2 separate regions of the Mus musculus genome follow, and region 1 is linked to region 2. The links are chromatin loops, found by intact Hi-C in ENCODE. Cell type or tissue: left cerebral cortex. All regions are shown on one strand. Each heading gives the region's core, and the rest is flanking DNA. Links, peaks and the distances in the headings are about the cores only.

Evidence for each region. Peaks named below come from ENCODE experiments on the same cell type or tissue, not always from the same donor. Only the 100,000 strongest peaks of a DNase experiment are listed, where the experiment ranks them.
Region 1: it touches region 2 in a loop (11-fold over the local background); 2 of 42 quality-filtered maps call a loop at or near these places.

The regions. Positions count from the first base shown.
Region 1 is chr3:159,026,109-159,037,475 of GRCm38, forward strand. No RefSeq gene overlaps it. Among named protein-coding and RNA genes, the nearest start is that of Gm20752, 45 kb to the right of the region's middle. In left cerebral cortex, for the core only: a CTCF peak has its summit at 5,714; DNase peaks (open chromatin) are centred at 4,059, 4,752 and 5,641; H3K27ac peaks cover 3,228 bases.
Region 2 is chr3:158,364,631-158,375,997 of GRCm38, forward strand. All of the region lies in intron 3 of Lrrc7 (leucine rich repeat containing 7), which reads right to left. Among named protein-coding and RNA genes, the nearest start is that of Lrrc7, 190 kb to the right of the region's middle. In left cerebral cortex, for the core only: no CTCF peak of the experiment used is centred there; a DNase peak (open chromatin) is centred at 4,754; H3K27ac peaks cover 1,303 bases.

The DNA.
Region 1 (11,367 bases), core at 2,647-7,646, 660 kb after region 2:
TTATACTTCAGGTATATAACTGATATACATTCACATCTCCATGCATCGAAAGCCATTTTGTTTAGGGGTAATTCAGCACAACTAACTCTCAAATAATGCTTACCTGTTCCTAAATCTCCAGTCTTTCTTCAATTTTGTAACTACTATATGTGAATTCCATGTGGATATACAATTTGATATGACTTTCTGAGATTACTGATATTAAGATTTGATATAATACTAGGCTTCAAATGCTAAGCCTATAATAAGACTTCCAGCTATTATTGATGTAGGTAGTTTAGAGACAACACTGAAAAAATTCTTATGAAATTTTAAGAAATGTCTCAGCACTGTTGACCTGGTAACTGTGTAGCCTTCTTCTCCCTCTCACAATAGTCTATGATCTCCATTCCAGAGTACATGGTCCAAGCTCTGGTCATTCTCATTACATAAAGTGAAACAGGATTCCCTAAAGATATTTCAGAGTCTGAGTGATGGGATGACTCCCCCACCCCAGGTTCAACCATCTAATCAGGACAAACCTAAGTCAGGATCAGAACTCAAGTTTAGACATAAGGATTAAAGTGTCTGAATTGATTGCTTTGCTGCACAATCAAGATGAATAATTATAGAAGGAAAAAAAGATAACCAGCTTTTGAAAGTATTAAAGAGAAGTAAAATGTCTTTCTTTAAGATGATGAATATGGGTAAAACATGAATATGGTGAAAGATTTTTGGCTGAATCACATCAGATGATTAGAGTGCTTGTTCAATGAGTACCTGGTGTCTAAATTCTTACCAAACTTATCCATAGAAGGAGAATTGATATGGTAAGCACTTAGAAGATTGCTTAATCAGTAAAGTGCATATCATGTATGATTTCATATTTTCCACATTCAAAAACTCAACAGATGTCATGCTTTTGTACCCTACTGCTAGAGAAGAGGAAGGCAGAGACAGGAAGATACCTGCATATCATTGCCCTGCCACTGTAACTGAATCAATGAGTTTCAGGTTCATTGGGAGACCTTGACTCAAAAAATAAAGAAGCTGGGGAAAGACAACCTTTGCCCTTCCTGTGAATGCAAATACACTAGCTAGCAGAGCCCATGGCCACATATAAACAATATACACACCCAGAAATTCGTTCTAGATACTTTAAATATTAACTTATCTATTATTATTTGTTATTATTATTATTCATAGCAATCTTAAGGAGGTCAATATCCCCACATCATAGGTAGCAAAAAATTGGAGGCTCATAATAATAAGTTAATGCAATGAATGAGCACGGCTGAGGCCCCCATGTCTGTCTACTGCCACCCAAATGCTCACATTTCTCTCTGTCCACTCTGCAACCCAACAATTAACACATTAACACTCAATGTGCAGATCATGAAGAACTCAAAACCATGGAAAAGAAAGGATGATTTTACTAATGCATACATTCTAAGACAGTTATTTTAAAATAGTCAAATTTGAAACCTTTCTCAGTCATAAACATCTTAGATCTGAAAACTTTAGGAGACTGTCACTTTGGGGATTACTTCTGATATCTAAGAGACTGACATATGTGTGTTATTACTAGGACTCTGCTCTAGATTAAGAAGCAAGAGACTAAGATTTCCTAATACAAATTTATTTTGGTAAACTTAAAATTTCCAAATGCTTATAAAGCTTCACAAAAAAGAAATCTATCAAATGATGTTGATATAAGTAATGTCAGCATCCAAAGGAGATGAGTACATGAGCATACAGGCCCTTAATAAGTGTGAGGTTTCCACAGAAAAATGTGAAAAAGCGATTCTGAAATAGGAGCCAAGTCCGGCTCTTTTCTCACTATTGATTTGCTATATTCAGCATACATACTCTAGGAGGTGAGAATATTTAGTCTCAGTACCCTAGGGGCATTCATCTCATGTCATTAGCAACTTTCCAGGATGAAGAAAATATTCTTTCTCTATTCTCTCTCTCTCTCTCTCTCTCTCTCTCTCTCCCTCCCTCCCCCCCCCTCTCTCTCTCTCTCTCTCTCTCTCTGTGTGTGTAAAATGCATGCATATCTATGAGTATATAATGTGTTTGCATGTATGCTATAGCATGTATGTGGAGGTCAGAGGACCACCTGAATTTTACCTTTTCCTTGCCTTTTACCTTGAATCAGAAAGTTTGTTGTTTGTGTCTGCATAGAGCATGCTAGTTTGCCTGTGAGCACCTAAGGATTCTTCTGTCTCTGGCTTCTATCCCACTGTAGAAGTTATGGAATTTCTGATGTGCACTATCATGCCAGGCTTTACATGGGTTTTGAAGATTAGAACACAGGTCCCCACAATAGCATGACAAAGGTTATACTCACTGAAGTATCTCCTCTGCCCATCTTTTGTGTTGATGAGAAAGTAACTTTTGTTTCTAAATTTTTCTTTCATAAATTCATGTAACATCTCTCAACAGGCCATTAATTATTTTGTGAACTATAGTATTCACTTGATCAAGACATTAATAATTTCTTCTTCTGTGTACCTTCCTTGCCTTGCTTCCTGGGAAATAATCCATTTTGACTACAGAGAACTATTTAAAGAATATTCTTTTACTTTTTTTTTTTTACAAGAACACTGTAATTCTGAAATATCCTAGATTCTAAAACTAAAGCATTATTATAAAAACTCAATGTTCATTTGACACAAGTTCTCACCGTGTAATTCAGACTGGACTCAAGCTCACAATCTTCCTGTCTTCACCTCCTAAATTCTGAATTGCATATTTATACACATCATTAGGGCAAAAGCTAATAAGTCTCAATATATAGATGAACAAGAAGGAGGAGGGCGAAGAGGAGAATGAGAACAAACAACAACAACCACCCATGACTCAGTTGAGGATGAGATGGGATGGAACCAATGTTCCTTACACCCGGGCCTTGATCACATTTTATGGCTGTGCATTTCTATGTTGTGGGAGTTTGTATGCAGAACCTTCCTTTTTAGACATTTAAAGTCTCTTAAAGCTAAGGAATTATTTCTTTTTTGCTTTTGATCATGTGATATTCTCAAAGCAGTTATAGCCAAGAAACCAAAAAGGACAAAAAGGAGTAAGAATACAACTAGAGACTTGATGTGATTAACCCCTCCAAATTCCATATGGCAAGAAAATGTTGGGTTATGTTAGAGAGCCAGCTTGATAGAAAGACTGGGAAGTGATCACTATGTGTATAACAACAACAGCAAAACAAACAAACAAACTCCACAAAACTAATACTCATTAAAAAGGTTATTCTGTGGGACACATGGTAAAAGCCCCTGTCATCCTGACTTTTGCTTTGGCTAGATTTCTTACCTTTTTAATGTTTGGACAGAGAAAGATACAGGAGAAGTTCATTTTAAAACAAAACATTTTTCCCTCAATAATTGGCCTTCATAAAAGCAGAAAAATTTGTAAAAACATAAAACCATGTACTAAATTGAGTAGTGTAAATATTGAAACATTTTACAGTATAGCTTTGTGAAGCAAATAAATTAGTCCACTCCCTTGCCTGAATTCCACAGGAATATTTTTAATCAGTGGTGGGTTTCACATTGTAATATCAAAATCAGATTAAGAAGGCTACATATTTTAGATATAAGTAGACTTATATCTAAAGTTTACTCATTAACCTCCTTGATATTATTATATAGAGATTTAATTATCTATTGATGATATATTAAAACGATATGCTTTTGAGTGCATTGTTTTTATTTCTATAATGAGTATCTGATATTCAGTTTCTTAAACGAAGTCAATAAAGATAATATAAATATATGTTAAATATAAGTGTCTGATATTTGCAATGAGTAATAATGACCAATTAAATTCCAACTCAGGCAAATATACACATATTTATTTCCCTGCAGAGTTTACTATGCGTCCAGTTGGAACAAGAAGTTGACCGGGGCAGCCTGCAAGGCCCACACTATCTTGGAAAAAGAACATTGGCCATCCCATAGCAGTCAGGTCTATCTCTTCCCAGGCTACACACATAATTTGCATGAGTAGGTGGCTTAAGCCACTTAATCAACATGACTCATTTCCTCCCCAACATATGAATCAAAAAAGAATAGCACATGAACACACCCCCAGGTCTCAGTTGACTGATGCTGGTCTCCAGGAAGCACAAAGCAAACATTCTACTTCATTTCAGAGGAGGAATTTTTTTTTTCCTGATGGAAGTACTCTGCCTCTCCTAAAAACTGTTACAGTTCAGTTAATGGCCAAAATTCTGAAACTATTTGTTTTCTCAGAAATTGTTTTAGTGAAATAATGTGTTCCAAGTTGACAAATTTCCTTCACATGGTTACAATTTCACGTCTTAATGGTAAGAAATCTTAGGAATTATACTTTTGTATATACATATTTAATTTAAAAGTGTATAATATCATACTTGTCTACAAAGTTCTGTGATAACATGCCACATTCATCCTCCACTGCCCTCTAATTCTGTCTCCTTCCTACCTATTCCTCTTCTTTTCCCAATATTTCCCCTCTACTATTTATGCCCTTCTTTTCCTTTCTCTTTTCTCCTATTTTAGAATTCATCATTGAAGCAAAAAAACTGAACAATGGGAAGAATAAAGTGCGGCTTACGGGTCTCTTTTCTGCAGCTTGGATACTCAAAAAATGTGGTCCACTCTCAATAGTTTCTTCTCCTACCTCTTTTGTGCCTGGGTGTGATTTCTGTCTTTGCAAGCAAGCTAGAAATAGCCTCAGCTGTGCATGTGCTTGTGGGGGTGGAGAGAGAAAGAAGTGATGTGGAATAAAAAGCAATGGAGGCAGATGGGAGCAAATCGCCCCCACAATTCCTTGGGCTTAGAAGGTTGTACCAGGCACTGTAGATCTTGTGCTGACCATTTCAGTCTCCCCAATTCTGCTCATCATCTTGTAATTCACTGCCACAATCTCTACCCTTTTTTGAAAGCAAGTAGGAAACTGTTTTGGAGGAACTCTCATAGACATGGTGAGTGCTGTAAAGCACAATACCTACTGTAATTTCTCATATGCTGGTGATCTCCAGAAAAGCTCTTGATAAGTCAGCAACTTGTTCACATAGAAATCAGATTCATCATCAAGAAAATACATGGGATGTAATGAACACTGTTCATTGCTGTCAATGCTAAAAGCAGCGTCTCTGAAAGTGTCTCCCTCCCTCCCCACCCTTTTTCTTCCTTTCTTTTCTTTCTCTCCCCTTCATTTCTCCAGATCTCTCTTTATTTTCTTTCTTTCCTTTCTTCTCCCAACCTTCCCTCCCAACTCTCTCCTTCCCACTCTTTATTCCTTTATCTCTTCCTCCCTACTTCACTACTCCATTGGAAAGGCATTTCCCCACCTCCCTAGGGTCTTTTTCTCTGTAATTTTAGACTTTAATTTTTCTAGGATTGGATTGTTAACCATAAAGCACTATTTTTAAAATACTTTTCATCCTTAAGCATTCCATCTGAGTGAGTATAGGTGTGTGCATAGAAACCAAGAGTTTACCCCAGAACTTAAGGAGAGATGATCAGGAAGGTAATCTTACGACCACCACTGGTATCTGCTGTTTTAGAATTAAATTCCATTCAAAATACTGAACCTTGTGTAGGTGGAAAATGGATTGGGCAGCCAAAAGATTGAGTGACTCAGACACAGCAGCCAACTGTGAGGAATGGTTACCAAGCAACTGTCTCAAAGGCTTCCTGGCAGTTCCCTAGAGGATGCTTCCCTAGAGGATGCTGCCCCCTTTCTAGAGAACCCTTCTTTGCTCAAGCTGTAGTTTTTGACTGCAATGTATTTTTCCTTTTGTTTACTCAACCTGTATCCTCTGCCTATGACGCTCTAAGACTGCCTTGCCCTGATACATTCTGCACACGATGATGTTAGCCTCCTCTAAGTTCCAAAATTTCATCTACATTGTTTCATCATAAACTGTACCTAACCTATGCTAAAATCTCTTGATCACTTGAAGTAATTTTATATTTTAGATTCTCTCTAGAATCTAGAGTGTATTTTTATCACACTTATTTTTTAGTTATTTAGTATAACAATAAATCATGACTCATAGTTGAACTTGAACCATCTTATGTAAGTTTTGTTATATTACTTTAGATATGGCTATATGGTGTTAAAACAAAATAATCTGCAATAGAAAATTCTTGCTATTCATCACCTACCTCTCCTACCCTACCACCATTAAATCATGAAATTGGTGATGGGAGTCTCTTTAGTTTACACACTTATCACCTGGGATGGAAGGATCACTTGAGTCCTCAAGTTTGAGAAAACCCTGGAAAACAGAAAAATCCTTACCTCAAGAAACCAAAAACAAACAAATGAACAAAATCAATCAACCAACCAACCAAACCAATCAACCAATCAAACACATAAACAAACAAACAAACAAAAAACCCTGCATTTTCTTTCTAGCCTTTCTTATAATCTATTACTTCTTTGAGCAAATCAACACAAAAAATAATTGTGTAGCTATTTCTCAAATCACAAATTGGCCTTCATGTCACTAAATAGTGAATTAGCCTATAATGGGAAGAAGTAAAAATTTTTAAAAATATTTGTTTTGCTATGTATGATTTTTTTTTTCTAAAGTGCTATAATCTTAGAAAAACTGTAGGTGTGTTCAAAGACTAAAGCTAGTGAGTAACATCTTTTGGAGACAGAAGCACCCCAATCATTCTCTAGTTTGTGTTCTGCTTGGGTTTATGTGCCCATCATTTCTCTACTCAGCAGGTGCCAAGATAATGAGATCCATATGGAACAAATTACTCAGGGGTAATGGGATCTAGTTCTGACAGGAAGAGTTCAGGACACAGAACAGTGCTTTTACTGTGGGAAGAGGCATCGCATCAAGGTCTCATGTAGTCATAGCTTCAATCTCCTTAAAGTGAGAATGACTTTGAACTCCTCTTTCTTTCTCAACTCAAAAATGCTATGATCACAGCAACGTGCCACTATAGTGGCTCTCCTGAGAGTTTATTCTCAGGGCCCAGCCATTTGGTGACTCATTTTAAAACAAAATAAAACATCAAAACAAAACAAAAAGCATATCTCTTAAAGGTATCTTCTGAAGTACATCTAAAAATAAGCAAAAAGTAAATTAATAAATGACAATTTAAAGGATGTATTACTACTTCTAATGAAATATATTCTACTTGAGATTCCCTTTAAGTCCTTTTTGAGGAGTTTCCACATACTGTCTGCTCTTTAGAGAGAAAATAGAATAAGTTCCAGACCCTAAAGCATGATGTTTCAGCCCATTTCTGTTGTTATTCAAATAAAGCTTTTGGTAATTATCATAGTAAATATAAAGATAATCATGTGATTATTTTGTACTCCTTTATTTTTAAAACTCAATGTGAATTACAACTTCTCATTAAACACTGTTATATACTAAGAATCACATAGTGCTTTATGTATGTAGTCTTATTCATATTCATTATTATATGAGGCCTGACTGAGCTTGCGGGGGGGGGGGGGGAGATGATAGAAATAATGATGATGATTGATGTTGTTGTTGTTGTTGATGATGATGATGATAACACATGTTCCTGTATCTATTGACAGGTTCTTCACTCTTGAGGCAAATGATACTGACTTTGTTTTGCAGATCGGGTGAATGAGGCACTCTGAAGGCAACAGTCTGCTTGGTTTTATACAGCTCAGAAAATGCAAAATTAGATTCTGATTCCAAATCTTGTTGCAAAGGTACAAGCTCTTAACCAAAATGCCCTGCTGTCCTACAAATATCTTTTGCTGTGCTTTTTCATATGTTTGTCAGAATGGAACTGTGGACATGAAATGAGTTAGAAGTAGTATGTTGTTATTTATATGTTGGATCGAATCCACTCTTTCCTATGAAGGCATTGCTCATTTCAAGGGTCAACAAAACATTGTCAAATCCTGTAATTTTGTAGAGAAAGTTTGGCAGGATGGACGCAGCCATAGACATTTGTTATATATTATCTTGGCTAAATCTGGAAGAATCAAGCAGCTGCAACAGAGACTCATATAACTTGTAAAATCTGAGATATTTATTATCTGGTATTTTACAAGAAAATTTGGCAATTCTTAAATTACTAATAACTGATACACAACCTCATATTTCCTGTTTCTAAACTAACCCTTGCTGTCACTGATAGTCAATTGAAATGCAATCAATAAACAAATATGTGGACTATACTTGTGATTGAAAGGTGCTTGTTGTCACTGGTGGTGATTTAGACAGAGAAATGGAAGCAATGATAAGTCATTAATCAGAGCTGATGGAGCACCAGCTAACATAGAAGGACAGTTTTCTGTGGCCTGAATTTCTCCTCAAATTTGAAGTGAAAGCTCCTTTATTTTACAATAGAAATCACTTAGAAAATGTTTCTTCTTTCTGAGGACCCTACCATTCAATCTTGCAGGCCTTGCAGAACATTATAGCTTATGAAAAATCCAAATGAACTAAGTCTAATGAACTATCTACCTTCATATTGGAAGGTGCAGTATGAAAAGAGCTAACTGCAAGTCTCCAAGAAGCACTGTACAGCAAATGAAAAATTGGGGGTGGGGGTGTGCTCTTCATTCTGGAACATTCAGAAATTTTATTTCAACCTTAAATCTCATAATCTTGTTCTTAAATACCAAGCATAAAATTGCCATAGCACTCACTGTGTTCTTACCCTTGAGAGGGACATTCATTTCAAGCTTCTGATTTTGGTTTTATGTAGAGAGCATGTAGAGAACAATGACCGCTCAATTATCTGAAAGGAATACTGTGCATGTAGATTTCCAAGACACCCACACCCCAGAGATAACGCCAGGGAGCTAATCAAATGCTTTTCTGCCTGCACAACTGTGATACCCAAAGCTGCTAGGAGCATCATTTTTAGATATCCGTGGGAGGGATTCTTTTTGTAATTCCACATTTCTTCCACTCCCACCACATGTCTAGGCTTTGCCTTCCAGAGGCATTGCTACACTTTCAGAGATTTTCCTTTTTCTCCCCTACCTCGTCTTCCCTCCATACCATCCTCCTCACCTCTCTGCCAAGGACTGGGCTTCTGGGTTAAGTGGCCCTCTAGTGTTACAGTTGATGTTTTAAGAACTAGCAGAATTCTTGCCTGCCTATGGATCCAATTCCCCAACTGAGCTGCTTTGTCTGGCCTCAGTGGGAGGGGGTTGCCTAGTTCTGCAGTGATTTGATGTGGTAAGTTGGTACCCAGGAGGGCCTCCCCATTCTCAGAGGAGAAGAGAAGAGGGAATGGGGTGAGAGACTGTGAGGGGGACTGGGTGGAGAAAGGTTGTCTGAGATAAGGATGTATAGTGAATAAATAATTTTTAAAATTTATTTATTCATCTATAACCCAAGATCAGTGCGTCCTCTCCTCCCAGTACCCCTCCCTGAAAGTTCCTTCCCTATTCCACCTTCCCCTTCTCTTTTGAGGGGACCCCCCTCTGGGTATTATTCCTTCTCCTCCACTAACACTCTCCCACACACCACACACACCACCACACACACACACAATGCACACACAATGCACATCAAGTTGCTTCCAGACTTGGAAGCAGGTGTATTCTCTCCTGCTGAGGCCAGTCCATTTAGGGGCAGGAGATCCACAGGCAAGCAGGCAGGTAGACAGGCAACAGGTTCAGGGACAGCTTGCCACAGTTGTTGGGGGCCCTTCATTAAAACCAAACTGTTCACCTGCTACATATGTGCAAGGGTCTTAGGTTCAGCCTGTGCTCACTCTGTGGTTGGTGACTTAGTCTCTGTGAACCCCCAAGAGTCCAGGTTAGATGACTCTGTTGGTTTTCCTGTGGAGTTCCTGTACTCTTTGGGTCCCTCAATATTTCTCTCAACCCGTCCATCAGACTCCCAGATCTCCATCTAATGTTTCAGTGAGAGCTTCTGCACCTCTTTTCATTGGCTGCTAGGTGGAGCCTCTCAGAGGACACTGATGTTCCTGTCTGGGACCATAACAAAGTGTCATTAATAGTGTCAAGGATTGATTCTTGCCCATTGGATGGGTCTCAATTTAGGCCAGTCATTGATTGGCCATTCAGACAGTCTCTGCTCTATCTTTGTCACTATTTATTTTGTAAGCAGAACACATTTTGGGTCAAAGGCTTTATGGGTGGGTTGCTGTCCTTATCCCTATACTGTTTGGGTATGGTTAGTGGCCATATCAGGACTCATATCCCCCCACTGATAGGAGTCCCAGCTAAAATTGCCCCCCAGAGATCTTCTGGGTCCTCTGACAATCCCAGGTCTCTGACATGTCCTAAAGACTGCCCCCCACCACCACTTATCTCCTTTCTCCCACCCCCACTGTCCCTACATAAGATTTCTCCAATCCCTGACAGCCTTCCCATCCCCTCTTCTACACAGTTCTCTCCTTCCATGGGTCTATATTTATTTAGTTTCCCCTCCTGAGAAAATTTCAATCATCCTCCCTTGGGCCCTCCTTGTTACTTGGCTTCTTTGGATCTGATGATTATAGTATGGTTATCCTGTACTTTATAGCTAATATCCATTTACAAGTACATACATGGCATGCATGTCCTTTTGGGTCTGGGTTACCTCATTCAAGATAATATTTTCTAGTTACATCCATTTGCTTGTGAAATTCATGTCTTTATTTTTAATAACTGAACAGTATTCTATCATATAGATATGCCATGTTTTCTTTACACATTCTTCCACTGTGGAACGTTATGGTAGACTCCAGTTTCTGGCTATTATGAATAAAACTGCCACGAACATAGTGGAATAAGTATTCTTGTGTTATGGTGGAATATTTTTTGGGTATATGCCCAGGAGTAGTATAGCTGGGTCTTGAGGTACAGCTGAAAGATCCTGGCAGAATGTAAAAGGACACAGAAGCCCTGAAATTGGCAAGATAGACGTCAGTGTTAGCAGAACTAGCTTCACTGATTTAGAAAAATAGAGGTGCACAATGCTCTGGCCACTCCTTGAACCTGTGTGTCTGCCAATGTTCTGACCAGGTGTGTGCCCATTGCTGCACCTTCATTAGACTCTTTCCTTGTACCCCTCCCATACCCATTTCTTGAGAATAGACATTGTTTAGATCTGGAAATCCCCTAATCTCACCCTTCTCCTTTCCCCCCTGAGGGCCTATAAAAACTGGGAACTCTTTCCCCTCCCTCGAGGACGACTCCTCTACCCCTGCGTGGGATATGAGTCGTCCCCAGAGCTCTGGCTTTCCCCGAATAAAGCCTCATGTGGTTTGCAACAAGCTCGGTCTGTCGTGAGTTCTTGGGTGTCCGCTATTGTCCTGAGGCCTGAGCGAGGGGCTCCTCTTGGAGTCTTTCACAGCTATTTCCAATCTTCTAAGAAACTGCCAAATTAGGGGAGTGGGGAGGGTGTGG
Region 2 (11,367 bases), core at 2,623-7,622:
TGGGAAGATTTTAGCAGTCACGAAATGTACACGCTTGTCTGGTGTCACCCTAAGGCTAAAAGGGGAGTTAAAACAAAAATTAATTCAAGAAGACATCTACAGAGAAACATAGGCATAAAAAATTCAGCCTCAGTCTAAGCAACCGATAGAAAAGCTCATGAAATCCGAAAATGGCTGAATCAGAGCTCAATTTAAAGACGAACAATTGCTAGGATACAGAATTCACTGTAACTTTTTGATATGGGATAAAAGTGCAATTTCAAGAAGCAATTTACAATATTCTGAATATTTAAGTAACGATCTTGATTCATTTTGTAAGTAATAAATGCCAGAAATATTTGGTTCATTCTTAGTGAAAGAAAATTGTTACTGAATTAAATTATTTAGAAGCTGATTAAAATCCAATATATTTTGAGAAAATTAAGAGAATATGACAAGGAGAAAAATGCCTTGGAAACAATGGAAAAGGTATTAAAGAATGGAGATAGCCTCTAGACTAAAAGGGGTAAGCGCAAACAGAAGATCCTGCCAGTGGACAAATGTGTTCCATGTAACTGTAGCACTACAGGGCTAATCAGTCTTAAAATTCATATGAGATGTACATAAACTATTCACCAGCTCCCTATTGCTTTCACGGTAAACCACACAGTTTTTGCCACTGATTCCATACCTGAACATAGTTGTCAATCTCCTTTTGAACAACACCCACACAAACTCTACACTCCCTGATGCTCTGTGTTCATGCTTTGCTACCTCTATCTTGTTCTGAGGCCTTCTGCCTACTCACCACCTCCTGGGTAATGATTCTAAGGAAGAATAATCTTGTTCAACTAAGGCTAAGGGTTAAACTAATATATAAATTTCCTCCCAAGTACATTTTGTTGAGAGTTATAGAACTGTCTCCTGAAAATATGTTTACCTCCCAATCTTGGGACATCAAACTCTTACCTTATTTGGAAGACAGAATTTTGTAGATGTAATTTTGTGATTGGTTAATTGAAGTAGCATAGACCCTCCTCCAATAGTACCAGTGTCTTTATTGACATAAGTCTACATGTAAGCCTGTGGAGGAACAGGATGGAAGATGCACAAGGAGGAGAGTCATTGACAAAACAAGGAATAGATCCTCTCGTAGCCTCAATGGAAGGAAGCAGCAGTCTTATCTCCTGAACATTAGCTATCAGCCCCAAGAAAGATGAGACATTTGAGAATTAGTTTCATTTTGTCGTAGGCTTACAAGCCTGTTGAAGATGGTTTATAAATGTGATCTTAGATGTAGATAAAAATGTCCAGTGAAAGCATAAAATAAGACACTGGGAAGAGCATGTATGAGATCACAGAAAGACAACACTAACTGTGCCCACTCATTGTCAGAAATGCACATCCAGGAAAAGAGCTGACTCGAAGTGTCCTTAGGCAACCTCAGAGTGGCTGTCATAAACCACTGTACTTAAGCAATCTAATCTAAAGAATTAATGGATCTTAAATGTGTTTAGAAAATGCCTCGACAGATATCATACAGAAAGGAGTGTGTCTCAGCTAGAAGCACTAGCTCCCATTGGAAGTAAGAGCTTTGCATGACAGTGGAACATGGTGGAGAATAGAGAGAAATTAGAAATCATATACCCTTAGAAAGCACATTGCCAACCACCAGACCATGAGTTGCATTAGCAGGCAGCAGTGTGAGTGAATATAATCTCTCAGAGAGTAGAAATTACAACAAATACAGAGCTATTTAGGTATGTTGGATACACCACTTTGCTTGATCATAAATGTTTTCTATTTAAAATCCCATTTCATATTTTAGTTAGGCTATAAAAGCAGTGCATGCTTACAAATAAAAGTTTAGAAAATATAGAATATATAAGAATATATCATACCCCATATATATGACATCCATAAAGAGGGCACTGATATGGTGCACTACATCCTTCTATTTACTTAAAGTAATATTCTAAATACATACAACAACAGGCCAGGTATACATATTGTTAAGATTACATAGAATGGGAAGTCTTGAGACCATATACACAAAAACAGACTCATCAAGCTCTATTTTATCTATTATATATGCATATAAACCTGTATGTATGAAACAATAATAATCAAAGAAAACGAAGCAATCAACAAGAGTGGAGGGGGTCATGGAAGGGGTTCCAGGGAGGGAAACTTGGAGGAACTAGAGGAAGGATTGGAATAGGAGAGATGAAAATGAAGTATTTCTACTTCGATTAAAACATATTAAAAAGGAGAAAAATCAGACGTATTTTGTGTCATGCTCTTTCATTTAGCATTATCGTATACACATCCTCACATCTCATTCTCACATACATTTATTGAAATATAGTTGCGTATACTATAAATATATCTACTAATTTTTTGAGGAGTGTTCTTCATGATTTGGGAGCATATGCATGTCATAATTTCTTCATATTTGAATCCATGTCTGGTTAAACAGTTACACACAAACACCTCCTTGCACATCTACTGTATGAAAAGGATTTAAAATTTTCCTACTGACAAACATTGTAGAGTTAATTCTTTCTCCCAATTGATCCTACTTTGGGTATTACCCACATATACCCATCTCTGACCCACTGTTAGCAGCTGCTATCAATGCATTTTTAACTTCTGTCAGTTTGATGATGCAGACCGTAATTAAAGGTATTTTAAATCTATGTTTTCAGTAATGTTTTCTTTAAGCTATGGCTATAAGGTCAGTCTATTGCCTTATGTGGAGAGTACATTTTAGATGGAGTATAAAATTTCATTTTAATGGAATCTAAATTCTCCATCAAATCTTGCTACTCAGAGCTCAGAGAATCCTGTGGAGGAGGATGTGATAAGAGTTAGAGGGGATAGAAAATACTAAGAGAACAAGGCCTTCTAAGTTAACTAAGAAAGGTGCATATGAGCCCAAAGAGACTGAAGCAGTGAGCACAGGCCTATATGAGTCTTCACCAGTTCCTGTGCATATATATTATAGCTACTAGCTTAGTATTTTTATGGGAGTTCTGACTATGAGAATGAATGAGACTCTGAGTCTTGTATGCTTTTGAGGATCTTTTCCTCCTATTGGGTTGTCATGTCCCAATTTGATATGGTAGTTTATGTTTCATTGTATTTTATTTAATTTTGTCTTGTTTGGTTGTTATCTCTTAGAAGACTTATCTGATGAGTGACAGAAGGGAAGTGGTTCCAAAGGGGAGGGAATTTGGAGGAATTGGGAGAAATAGAAAGAGATTAAAAAATTATAATCATGATAAGTTTTATGAGAAAAGAATCTATTTTCAATAAAAGAATAAAAAGGAAAAATGCCATTGGGGGAAAAACAAGAATGATATCTTCTAAAATGCAGGATTAAAAAAAAAGATTAGTTTACTCAATGGATTTAATTCAAAGGAGTACAAATAAGAAACTGGTATTCCATCAATCACTGCCCTTCAAACTCAAATCGGTGAATTCCCAAAGGAGATCTGTTAATCTCACAGGTTACAAGTGTTTTGGTTGTTCCATTTGATTTGCAACACTTTTCTCTGGCAATGACATCTCTGCCATTCTCTTGAATCTCAGCAAAATTGCCAGCAGGCTATGTGCATAAGATTGTCCCATGGAGGACTTATGTGGTCTAATCTCTCATTGAGGGCTTTTAAGCAGTTGAAAGCTGCTAAGGAAAAGGACTAGTATGACTTTCTCAGAGGATAAGTAGGCATATAACAGTTTCTGGAAAAGACTTTTGGTGGCAGGTAGTGTAGCTAGCTGCCTGTAAGTTGATCTTGTGAGTAACATTATTAAAACTTATTGGCTCAGTAGTCTAGACAGGAGAAATTGGTTCTTTATTTGTGTTATTTCTGTCCCATCTATGGAAAATATAGGGCTTCTCCATTCCCCCTCAGGAAATAGTCTTATACTACTACCTTATGTTGATAACTAGTCTCACTCTCTGGAATGTGAATAATCCAGATGGCATTTTTTGAAATTTGCTATTTTCCATGGCTTTGGAGTGATAGCATTTATCACAAAGGAGCCTTATAATGGTCATATAACTGCTAAATAGTAGCCTTTGGAGGACTGATATGGCATTTTTCTATATAATTTCCTATTTGGTTTGTTAGATGGGAGGATTATTTGCTTGGCATGCATAGACGGAGAGAGAAATATCCCCAAGTTTTCCTTTTCCACTGCCACACCTAATGGAGGTAATTCTCCTAGCATAGTGCAGGAATATAACCATTATATATTTCTGCTTATGTCAGAGTTATTATAAATTTTGTTAAATTCTTCTGTAAAGCTTATAATAGATATGAGTAGGACATAAGAAACATTCTATTTCATCATTTTAGAGATATTTTTCATTTTTAATACAGTACATGGATGCAGTTATATAACCTTTACATTAAATGATAAATGAACATATCGTCTTCTTTAGTGTTAAAGTTTTACTTCAGTTCTCATAATACTTTCCCCCATAAAATTTTCCCTCTGTACAAACTGCCACCCACAGGGCTCTCACTGCCCTTTGACAAGGAACAGGGTTTACACATGCCCTCATTTTTCTCCTCCACAAATCTGACCCTTCTAAGATACTGTCATCTTTGTTCAACCGTCAGTTGTCATCTCCTCCTCTCAGCTGTGGGAAGCATCCTTCACTCCCTATTTTCTCTCTTCCCCACTTCATGTCAAGAATGAGTCAGACTTGCAAATGTGACTCTTCTCTTTGTAGCATAGCTGAGGTGCTGCTTTTCCCTATGCCCCCCATTTAAGCAGATTTTCAGCTAGGTTCCTTGGATCCTGCTTGGAAAAGCTGTCAGCCTCTTCCTGGCTGGCACGTAAGTGCGAAACCTCCTCATCTTCTATACTTTTGCAAACATTTTTCTCTGCCAAGAAGGATCATCATTGTCTCCTTAACTTGTAGAAATCTTATCATCCAACTTCAATACAGTTCACATGTCGGTCCCCTAGCAAACCTCACCACTTTCCCAAGGCTGTAAGCTTCTCTCCTTTGCTCTCAGAGCAGGGGCTAGACTTGTGCTGAATGGCAGAGCTCATTCTGAGAACTTTTTGTGATCTCAGCAGCTCGTCTCTAATCAAGATAGAAATGTTCAGAGCTTTTGTGTATATTGCTAGACATCACATATAGTGACATCTAAATGAAGAATAATCCTTCCTTGGAATGTCTTCCATAGTTATATTTATGTTGTAAATAACACACTCCAAGGATGCATTAAATACCACCACATCCAAGATTGACATCCTGTTCAGTAGAATCTCGTGTCTTAGCAAATCTATGACCCAGGAGTGTTTTTCTGCTTCAGAAACAAGAACACATGATATGTAAAAACTTCTTTGTGATATATTACAATTATAGAGAAAAGTAGGGACATGATTAGCAAAGTTGAAGACACTAGGCTAATAATATTTTTACACGGTAAGATATAATCAATGAAGGTTGATGGTATAATTTTTCAAATTATGCTTTAATCTGTGAATGGTTAACTTGAGAGAAAAACTTGTAAAACACCATTAAATAAGTGAGTATCATACCCCACATTATTAAAGAAAGTTGTTGCGATATTGTCTAATAAATACACACATACACAAATACACAAACACACACATTTAACATGTACAAGTATCTTCCAAAGACAAACATATAAAAAGACACTGAACTCAGTCAAAATAAAAAAATAAGATTAAATACTGTTATTTCCTTGTTAATAAAGTACTTGCTTTGCAAGTCCAAGAACCCAAATTCTTTTTTCCTCTTCTTTTTCCACCTTTTCTCAACTCTTATCTTGTTCTATTCTTTTTCTTCTACTATTTCTCTTCTTTTTTTCTTTTTTTTAATTAGGTATTTTCTTCATTTACATTTCTAATGCTATCCCAAAAGTCCCCCATACCCTCGCCCCGACTCCCCTATGCACCAACTCCCACTTCTTGGCCCTGGCGTTCCCCTGTACTGAGGCATATAAAGTTTGCACGACCAATGGGCCTCTCTTTCCACTTATGGCCAACTAGGCCATCTTCTGATTCATATGCAGCTAGAGACACGAGCTCCGGGGGGTTATTGGTTAGTTCATATTGTTGTTCTACCTATAGGATTGCAGATCCCTTCAGCTCCTTAGGTACTTTCTCTAGCTCCTCCATTGGGGGCCCTGTGATCCATCCAATAGCTGACTGTGAGCATCCACTTCTGTGTTTGCCAGGCCCCGACATAGTCTCACAAGAGACAGCCATATCTGGGTCCTTTCAGCAAAATCTTGCTAGTGTATGCAATGGTGTCAGCGTTTGGAAGCTGATTATGGGATGGATCCCTGGATATGGCAGTCTCTAGATGGTCCATCCTTTCGTCTCAGCTCCAAACTTTGTCTCTGTAACTCCTTCCATGAGTGTTTTGTTCCCAATTCTAAGAAGGGGCAAAGTGTCTACACTTTGGTATTTGTTCTTCTTGAGTTTCATGTGTTTAGCAAATTGTATCTTGTATCTTGGGTATTCTAAGTTTCTGGGCTAATATGCACTTATCAGTGGGTACATATTGTGTGAGTTCTTTTGTGATTGGGTTACCTCACTCAGGATGATGCCCTCCAGGTCCATCATTCTTTTTAATAGCTGAGTAGTACTCCACTGTGTAAATTTCCCACATATTCTGTATCCATTCCTCTGTTGAGGGGCATCTGGGTTCTTTCCAGCTTCTGGCTATTATAAATAAGGCTGCTATGAACATAGTGGAGCATATGTCTTTCTTACCAGGTGGAACATCTTCTGGATATATGCCCAGGAGAGGTATTGTGGGATCCTCTGGTAGTACTATGTCCATTTTTTCTGAGGAACCACCTGACTGATTTCCAGAGTGGTCGTACAAGCTTGCAATCCGACTAACAATGGAGGAGTGTTCCTCTTCCTCCACATCCTTGCTAGCATCTGCTTCACCTGAATTTTTGATCTGACTGGTGTGAGGTAGAATCTAGCGTTGCTTTGATTTGCATTTCCCTGATGATTAAGGATGCTGAACATTTTTTCAGGTGCTTTTCAGCCATTTGGCATTTCTCAGGTGAAAATTCTTTGTTTAGCTCTGAGCCCCATTTTTTAATGGGGTTATTTGATTTTCTGGAGTCCACCTTCTTGAGTTCTTTATATATATTGGATATTAGTCCCCTATCTGATTTAGGATAGGTAAAGATCCTTTCCTAATCTGTTGGTGGCCTTTTTGTGTTATTGACAGTGTCTTTTGCCTTAAAGAAGCTTTGCAATTTTATAAGGTCCCATTTGTCAATTCTCGATCTTACAGCACAAGCCATTGCTGTCCAAGAACCCAAATTTGATTATCAGAGTAGTGGTATTCTACCAATGGGGAGGCAGGGTCAGGTTAATCCTTGGGACTGTCTGACAGCCAGCCTACCCTTATTGATGAATTCCAGGTTAACGAGAGACCTTGTTTCACAAAACCAGGGCGGACAACACCTGAAGAATTACAAGTAAGCTTAAGTTTTGCCTCCATGTGCACATGAACTCTCAAATATACCTGACCCTTATAAGGCCATTTTCTTTTATGATGGCAGATGTTCTAGGCTATTATTTGTTCCTATAGGTTGACAATTTAACAGGAAATTGATTTTTGTTGGTAGTCAACTTTAAGCACAAGGTCCCATCAGGCATCCTGCTCCTGGAGAAAGCCTCTTGCTGCTGGCTGCACTATGTGAATGAGGGAAATCAGGTTGGGTGTGCAGAAGGAGGCCATATTGTTTAGGAGCAAAGTGAGAGTGTGAGTGCAGGATGCCTTGACCCCTGTAACTAATCCACTCCCAGGAAAGCAGACCCTGTCCTAAGACTTAACTCACTACTTCACTGCCTTACTACTGCCCAATACTGATGAACAGAGGCCAATCTCAACATGTGTCTCAGAGGGACTAATGTAAGCCCCAGCTGATTATACAACTGTGTCTGTATGACTACCCTAAGTGACTAATATGTATTCGGTTCTTAGATTTTCCTTTTGTTTATTTTCTCCACTTGGTGGATCTTGAGGGAGAAGTCTTATTTATTTTTTTCTGATGCTGCTCATATACATGAACATTGGCTAGATACAATCTAGCTAGCAGGTTGAGGGTATTATTTTTATACTAGAGCTATCCATTGAATTAAATTCTCTTGATGATAGTTCCCTATTATTTCCAGAAACCAGAACACAGTGTGTTCTCTGGTGATTAACATTGTGAATGATCCAATTCATGGCCACAAATGTGTACAATTTAAGCTTGTTTGTGACAAATTATAGTTTGAGGGATTGACTGAAATGGCTCAGTGGGTATAAAGCACTTACTATGAAAGCGTTAGGTCCGTCGGTGATCTCCCCAGCACTCATGTAAAAAGCAAGGCATGTGGTAGACACCCTTAACCCTGGAGCAAGAGATGGAACAGACAGATGGGTCCTAGTGCATCCCTGGCTAGTCAGGTTACCGAAACTGGAGAGCTTCCAGTTTAGTTAGAGACCCTGTGGCAAAATTAAGACCATGTGGCAGAGGCAGATCTGATATTGCCCTCTGGCTTACACACACACACACACACACACACACACACACACACACACACTGAATATATACATGCATGTATACACACAAATATGACTTAATGTCTTGGTACCTTGGTTTTCATCATATTAAATGAGCTATAAATTATCTAGCATTATTAGTCATCAGCTGCCAAGTTAGCCAGTAAACAATTCACTTCTTTCTTTAAAATTAATACATTTTTGGTAGTGAGTATAGCCTTTAACGGCTAAGGCATATTATCCTGTCCACATGAAATGTAGATGGAGACTGAGGATGGATGGAGCATAGACTGAGGAAACAGCAAATTAATAACCAGCCCAGCTTGAGACCCATCCCATGTACAAGCACCAATTCCTGACACTACTAATGATACTCTATTATGTTTACAGACAAGAGTCTAGCATGGCTGTCCTTAGAGAGGCTCCACCCAGCAGCCAACTCAGAGATGCAGAAACCCTCAGTAAAACAGGGATGGAACTCTTATGGAAGAACAGGAGGAAGAATTAAGGTCTCTAAAGGGATAGGAACTCTATCAGAAGGCCAACAGGGTCAATTAACCTAGATTCTTGGGGGATCTCAGAGACTGAACCACAAACCATAGAACATATATAGGCTGGACCTAGGCCTCTCCATACATATGTAGGAGATATGCAGCTTGGTGTGACTTTTGAACAACTGGAGAGGGGGTTATCTCCAAAGCTATTGCCTGTACATCGGATATATTCTTCTAGCTGGGCTGCCTTGTCTGTCCTAAGTGGGAGAGGATGTACCTAGTTTCACGGAGACTAGATGTGCCAGGGTAGGGGGATAGCAGGGGGGGGGGCATGTACTCAGAGGAGAAGGGGAGGGGGTATAGAGGGAAGGATTGTGGAAGAGGGTAACCGGGAGGGAAGCAGTGATCAGAACGTAAAGTGAATAAGTAAATGAACAAACAAACAAACAACCCCCCCCAAAAAAACTTACCTAATAAAACTCTTACCCAAGGTGTGTGTGGGGGAGTAAATATAAACACTATTCAGTATTACTGAAAAAGTAAGCACAAAGGCCTATAAGCAAGTTAATTGACTCTCTGCAAGGCTCAATGCAATCATGTGCTGTTTTAGGATATTTTCAGTGAGTGTATACAGCTTCAGTCATTGTATAGCTGCTAAGTCAGCTGAATGGAAGAAGTGGCCTTCAGCCATTCAGACACTAGGCTTTAGAAATATTCCTGCAAGTGTTATGCCTTAGTTATACCCTTCCATGATATCTAGCTTTTATGCTTCCTGTTATTTTACCTTGTCTTCTGCTAGTTCCATATGTTGAAAACTGTATGGTTGCTGTTAGGATAGTTTCTAACCCAACTGGCTACCCTTCACCTTTCATTTTCCAAATTGGAAGAGATTATACAGTAGAAGCAACTTGATGTTCTTTTTCTTTGGCCTAATGTGAAATATTCTTTCCCACTAGCACTGTGTCTCCTTTGGTTGCCATAGTGACCAACTTCTGCTATGATGCTTTTAGCCATTCTCTTGACCCCCTTTTACTTTTCTACACAGAATTTGCATTATACCAGTAACTTACAATCTGCTATTTTAGGCATAATTACAGTATGATTTTCTTCTCTAAGGGATTTCTTGTTGGGCATTTTTTCCTAGGTCCTGTTAGTATCCACACTCTTAAAGATTCCTTAAGAACCTCTTCCTGCTTCCATGTTTTCATGAGTCTCCAGGGTCTACTCATACATTTTACATCTCAAACTGTTAAGATTCAAGTTTGTAATTCCTATAGTTTATTAAGTAAAGAAGTTTAGTTCTTTTGTGTCTTCTGTGCCTCTTTTTCTTTCACATAAACTGCTTTTTTTTTTTTTGTGGATTGGTAGTTGCCATTACAACTAACAGACTGTTGCTCTGTATGTTATTTCAAACAAAAATAGTCTTCACTTCTCTCAAAGAGGGTGATATCACCTTCCCCTAAGCAAATAAGTACAATAAGAGTCCATGAATTAAACTAACACTATACACACTAAAGCAGGAAATATTTAGAATTGTAGGTTTCAATTTATTTGGGAATAAGTTCACAATAAAAGACAAAACAGAAGAGCAAGAAAAACCTTGCAGACAGAAGTCCTTTACATGGGTTTGCGCCGTTGCCAGATAGCCTATCACAGGCTGATCATAAACAGCTCTGGAGCATGAAACAGATCGCGAGGGGGCAAGTGCAAGGCCCACATGATCTGATCATCTAACCTGTTACTGCCTCAGAACACAGGATCTAAAAATGAATGTAGCCCTCTTTGGTAGGATGAAGCACACTTTCATTTATTTGTGGTCTCAGCAAGATACAGAAGGCTTTATAGGTCCTTTAGTCCTCATTTGGCACCTGCGAGTTTCCAGGAAGTCCAAGCAAGATTTTTATATTCTGCTTGCAAAAAATAAGGCTGCTTTCCCCAAACAGCAACAGAGTGCACTGAAATAAGTGTTAACTTGTTTTCCACTTGTCTTTATACCTTTTTGTAAAAAACTGAAAGAGCAAATTCATGTTCAATGTTTTTCAACTTTTTAAAATACAAAACATGACTTTATAATAATTTAAGCATTGTAAAATAGATGCTACAGATCAGCTGATCAGTGTTCTTTTTTGCTATTAATTTATTTATTAATTTTACATCCTGATCGCAGCCCACTTTCTCTTCCCAGTCCCTCCCCCAATACAATCCCTCTCCCCAGTTTCTTTTTTTATGTGTTTGAAAAAAAACTTCTTGGTATATAGGGGACTTTCAGAATAGCATTTGAAATGTATATAAAGAAAATATCTAATAAAAAATAAATTAAAACAA